2 separate regions of the Homo sapiens genome follow, and region 2 is linked to region 1. Evidence: read pairs that join two places in POLR2A ChIA-PET (ENCODE). Cell type or tissue: Panc1. All regions are shown on one strand. Each heading gives the region's core, and the rest is flanking DNA. Links, peaks and the distances in the headings are about the cores only. Region 1 overlaps ELL2 (elongation factor for RNA polymerase II 2). Region 2 overlaps LOC101929710 (a long non-coding RNA gene).

Region 1 (2,928 bases), core at 263-2,762:
AGGCATTTGTTTTACATAAGGTGAAACACTTTATAAGAGAAAAGAAAACTCCTATAAAGCTTATAAGATCAGAAAAAATTAATACTGAATTTTTATAATCAATGCATGGAGCAATGATATAAACTGACCATAACAATTTTGTGAGAACAAGTATAAAACTATCCATTACTACCTTAAAGAGTTGAAAGTTAAGCCCTCTAAAGTATTCAAAGTGGAATAAATAACAAGGTAGGAAATGCAATACCTATATATTTTAAAAAGCCCACATCTAGTTAATGTTCTCTTAGTTTGTTTTAAATCAGTTGTTCATCCAACCTGGAGTTGATTTAAGGATGTTGGTAAAAATCTTCAAAAGTCCTTCAAATCATTTTAGATGAAATGTGATAGAAAAAACTATACAACTCATTCTCTAATCTTGCTATTTTTCACACCATCCTTCCAAAAAAGAAAAGAAAAAAAACTAGATAAATTCTTCCACCGGAGTAACTGACATTAAGTGGCCACTATTCCTGTAGTAATCATTTGTAAGAATCTAAAAGTCTTGCAGTAGGGGACGAAAAATGATTATAAATATTTTAATAGGCTCATGCCTCATCTTCAAAAGGGATGAAACTTGGATAGTAGCAGATTCAGAGATTTATAATTTTCAAATTTACAACTAATAGACAGACACACTTTTGCAAGGATCTGTCCAACACATACAACTAACATCTAAATTAAGGCTTTTACTGGTATGTGATCAGGTCTAAGGGTATGCAATGCTGGATTTCCATTTAGCATCTCCAGCTTTCATTGTTACCCAACTTGTAAACCAGAAGATGTGCTGATGTACAGGGTAGGAGCTCCAATGGCTAACCATTCACCAACTGGAAGGCTTGTTTGTAAACAGGTTCTGAAACAAGAGTTGGCAGTGAAACAACTGAGGAGGTGCCTCAGATCATGCAAAGGGGAAAAGTGATTTGCACCTGCTGACATGATGGACATTAAAAAAAAAAAAAAGCCAATAGTTGACCTTCAGTTCAAGATTTCAAGATTTACAGACCTAAAAGTTTAGAACTACATCCAAGCCAATGGTTCTCATACTTTAGCTTGCAGAAAGTCACCTACAAGAAACCTGTGAAAATGCAGATACTTGGGCCCTATACCTAGAGATTCTAACTCAGGTGATCCAAATGGTCCAAGCACCTTTTGCTTTTGAGAAACCTTGCTCATAGCAAATAGCAGCACACAGTCTTTGATTAAAAGGCCAAGATGTCCAAGAAATAACACCAATGAGTTCATTACCTATAGACGAACCACTCAGGAGACTCTATCATAATAATATGATGCCTGAATTTATCCCCAATTAAGTTTCCCTTTCCTTTTTTCAATTAAAAAGTTTGAAATAAATTAACGTTTAATAATGATTGTACCAATTCTGAGGTAAAAAAAGAGCACCAGGGATCTCAATGCTAAAAGAAACAGAATTCCTTAGGAGGTCCATGCTACATAGAACCAAAATTTCTGCGGTAATGTTATAGAGTTGTAGTGCAAAAGGGACTTGTTTCAGTCTTTGTATAGTCTGTATACTTCTGTATACATTTAGTATATTATCTAATCTTTCCAGTTAATGTTTTAGAACTCCAAAGAGAAAAGTTAATCTACATGCTCTCTCAAGTTTTCTAGATAACCAACATTTTTCTGGTTTACAGTGATACACAACAAAGTTATTCATTTATTTTTCTGGATGCTGGAGACAAACATCTTTATTAAAGACACTACCAAAATTTTGGCAAACATTTCAAAACAGATTTGTAAACATAATGCTTCCCTTTTCAACTGGCAGCACTTTGAAAAGACAATACAATAAGACAATACAACTTGAATCAACATTAATTCAAAATCCTTATATTTTTGACCACATAACTTATGTTCCCACATGATAAAACAAGTGACAGTTTAAATCAATGTCAACAGATAAACTCCATGAAATGAAAGTTTGTGCTGTTTGATGAATCACAGTATGTTATGGTTAAATATATCCACTCTTTTTTATATTCCTGGCACCAGGATGAAAAAAAAAATCTTTAAATATACCTCTTATGTAGGTAATAGCTTCTTTGCATATCTCTCTTCAAAAAATACTTTATAGCAGTATATAAATAGGTTACCTACACATTTCATTTTATAATTTTGTCCCAAAACTATAGATCTGTTTCATTTTCATGACATATCAATTTTTGCCCAACATTAATAAAGCTGACAAACTCGTTGAAATGGAAATGCTTTTGTCTTCCACAACAAAAGTAGCAATTTGATAGAAGAAAAAAAACAAAAAAACAAAAAAACACCCTACAGTAACACTCGTCAGTTGTTTAACCTGAGCGTTTGGCCTACTAGGAGTAGCAGCTTTTTTTCCTTCATGCACGCTCACATCCACACCACCTCTGCACACATACAGATCGAGCACACACTTCCAGATGCTGGTAGGCCACAGTATGCTTCCCATTGCTCTAATCAAGTGGGAAGCAGTGTAGCTAATGATTAACCACACTATGTACACAACTAGCAAACACCTTAAGGCAACCATTGCAATGGGGGGTTAACTTGCAGGGCGGATTTAATGTTCTAGATCAAGTCAGCCTGTATATACATATGTGTATGTGAATCTATACACATACACCTTTCTATTTTTTAACCCTCCAAGACAATGTTTATTTTTTTAATTTTGTGCAAATTTCTAAATATTCTACCATTTAAGGCAAAGAGTTTGCATTAAGAAACGTCAGAAAATAGGCTTACGTTTATCCAAAAGCATTTCACCTTGCACATTACTGTTGTTGTTTTTTAAACACATACAACTTTTAAGTGTGGACACTGGATCCCCAATATCTAAAAAATCATTTCTAATAACAAACACAAGTTTTTGAGGAAAAAAAACTGATTTGA
Region 2 (2,928 bases), core at 151-2,650, 440 kb after region 1:
TCAACTCATTATAAGAAACTGAAGCAAGCCCTTTCTGGCTCCCTCAGGAAAAAGCTGAACAAACAGATGGGCCTTGCTAGGAATGTCAATCAACAGGAGCCCTGCTCCTGCCCACAGATGCTGTAAATTTTACAGGGATCCCCCCTAGAACATAGGCCCCACTGCCCAGTTTCCCTGGGGAGCTGCAGCTAGAAATAACAAAGCCAGAGTCTTATTTTACTGCATTATTGCTTTCTTTAGAAGGCCTCATGTCCAGTAGCACTAACATGAGAAGTCAGGCTACTCTTTATGCTCCTGACATTTTCTGCTCCTAACAAAGCTGTAATCGTTACTGTCAAGATTTAACAATTTCAGAAATGGTGCTGATGACCCAGATGCCTTTCTTTGTTAACAAATAATTCCTGTGGCATTAGCTATTCTCCATGTATTGAAGGATTTCTCCCTCACTATCAGATTAATCTCAAGAAACTCTGCAAATATTCCTATATTCAGCAGTCTGTGCTTTGTGCAAATTAGGCTCTGAGCAGAGATTTGTTAAATTGAATTCTGTAAGAAGCATAACTCTATTTTCTGGGTTGGTTTAAAAGATATCTTGGAAGTTAAACATTTCTGTCTTTTTAGGACATTATTTTAATCATTAAGAATGGGCCAACTTGATTTCACAGTGAATTACCCATCTCTTGTCTTTTTCTCCAGAGTTAGTCATTTCTGCCAAAGAACAATGAGTCAGGAACACCTTGTCATTACCCAAATGGTTAGGATGTCCTGCTTTGGAGATATTGCATAGTTGAACCATATGAAATTGCTGATATTTGACCATTTTTTAAAAAGATGGTTTTTTAAAAAACCATTTAAAAAGACCATTTACAAAGATGGCAGTTTTATATGGTTCCACCTAAGACATATTTTCTCCCTTGTTTGGTAAGAGTTAGCCAGACTCCAAGATGTGGACAGAAGAGAGGTGCTTCCCCTTGGCTTCCCCCACCATCTCTGTGTCAGTGAGGAAGGGAGAAGGTTCAGTGCCCACTCACCTCTCACTTAGCTTAGTAAGAACAGAGGAAACATGGTGATGTCTCAAGGGGCTTCATTTTATGGACAAATGTATCAGTTGGGGATTTTTTAATGGTCACACCTTTTCAATAGCTCGTCGTTTTATTATTACTTCTTCTCACCCCTTTTTCCCCAGTTCCTATGCAGTTTATCAGCCTCTATACATTTAGATGGCAACGAAAATCATGCTTTTAAGAAGCTTCTAACAATCAGCATATGACTTCAGTCGCTCTAAAGCTTCCCTTGACAGTGTCACGAGGAATTTTCCCTTTAGTCAAAGCTAATGAAAATAAGATGTTGTGGGAGCTGGGCAAATCTAGTTTGTGAACATCCAAGAATTCTTTCATGATTTCATAACAGCAAAGGTATTATGTCTTGTGTTCTGAACCCAGGGTTCCCTTCTTTTGAGAAGGTAGCCCATTATGTATGAGTGTGTGGACCCTGGAGTGACTTCGGGAGAGGGTGAAGAGTCATGGGTGCTCAGCATCAGGAGAGGAATAAGGAAAGCAGTAACTTCTGTGCTCATCTCTGTCACTTGGATCCATGCCACTGCATATCTGCTGGGATTTTCTGCCTGTGACAATAATAAAATACTAGATCAGGAAGTGACCTTAAAAATAATCTAGGACAACAGTTGATGACACTTGCAAATCAGATAAAAATTATGGATTCCATTTCCAGGAAAGATTTTTATGTTCAGTTTTAGAAGGTTTATGTAGCTGAGGGTGTGGACTACAGGTTAAGAAACCTTGACTCAGGAGTCCTATCACCTTATTTTACACATGAGAAAACTGAGGACCAGGGGAAGAGACTAAAACCCAGTTTAATGATTCCACATCTAGTTCTCCTTTATCTTTCCTTAAATGTCAGATTACCTCCGTTACTCTTGTTCCCTTTCTTACACACAGAACTCCATGAAACCAAACCGAAGGAGGAGGTAGGAGAAGATGACAAAGGGGAAGTATGTGGCATCCCCCACTTCTAAGTTATGCAACCGGGAAACACAGGCAGAGCCTGTACCAACAGCAGTAATGAACTCAATCAACTTGTTGAAAAACATTTCAGTTATTTTAAACAAAAATACTACATCATTCATGTTTTCAGTTATTTTAGGCAAAACACCAAATCATTCCTGTTTTTCAGTTCAATCAATCAGCTCATGCTGTATTGCAGTTTATTCTCCTTGTTTTTATATACTCACCAGCATATAAAAACATGCTTTTTAAATATGTTTTTATTTATTTTCTGCAAGTAACTAGCTGAATCAAAGGTCAGAGTTTAAGGAGATTATTTTGTTGACAACATTACATATTTACTGAATCTCATCTTTATCCTGGCACTATCCCTGCCTGGTGGGTTTATAGACAGAAATGTCACAGATTTGGAAGGCTTTTCAATGCAGAGATTACTATGGATTAAATCCTTGTCTAACTGGTTTTGCTTTTTCAGCCTTAGATGATAGTGATATGGAGAGGAAAGATGGGGATATAATCATTCATGGGCCAAAGTTTGTTTCTTATCACACAGTCAACATGTCATTGGCAGAAGGTGGAACAGTCACTCCTGACACTTTTCTGCTTCTTCTATAAGAGAACTTTGTTAGGAGCCAGAAGCCCCTCATGGCTCACCTAATCACTGGCTCTGTAAGTGATCTGGGATAAAGGAGGCCTCAGAGTCCCCCAGTTGTAAAAGAGGAAAATCAAATATGCCCATCTGGAAAGTTTATACAAGAGATCAATAAAAGCCTTCTTCTCCCAAAACAAACAAAACAAAACAAACCTCAGGGGTAGCCACGGAGGGTAGGAGAATTCACACCATTTATTATAAGACCATGTTTCAGCCTTGTATTTTTCCTTCAGGCTCATGGTGAGACACAGC

What was found. ChIA-PET counts read pairs that join two places held together with the same protein. Peaks named below come from ENCODE experiments on the same cell type or tissue, not always from the same donor. Only the 100,000 strongest peaks of a DNase experiment are listed, where the experiment ranks them.
Region 2: POLR2A ChIA-PET joins it to region 1 with 12 read pairs; 6 of 35 experiments call an interaction of 5 or more read pairs at or near these places.

What each region holds. Positions count from the first base shown.
Region 1 is chr5:95,885,675-95,888,602 of GRCh38, forward strand. ELL2 (elongation factor for RNA polymerase II 2) reads right to left here. Exons shown (of 12, transcript NM_012081.6): 12 at 1-2,928. Among named protein-coding and RNA genes, the nearest start is that of LINC01554, 35 kb to the left of the region's middle. In Panc1, for the core only: no CTCF peak of the experiment used is centred there; no DNase peak of the experiment used is centred there.
Region 2 is chr5:96,329,360-96,332,287 of GRCh38, forward strand. The region is part of intron 3 of LOC101929710 (a long non-coding RNA gene); the gene reads left to right. All of the region lies in intron 1 of LOC107986365 (a long non-coding RNA gene), which reads left to right. It overlaps LOC124901034 (a long non-coding RNA gene), which reads right to left. Exons shown (of 2, transcript XR_007058881.1): 2 at 1,068-1,624. It also overlaps a transcript of CAST not described here. Among named protein-coding and RNA genes, the nearest start is that of PCSK1, 100 kb to the right of the region's middle. In Panc1, for the core only: no CTCF peak of the experiment used is centred there; no DNase peak of the experiment used is centred there; H3K27ac peaks cover 2,500 bases.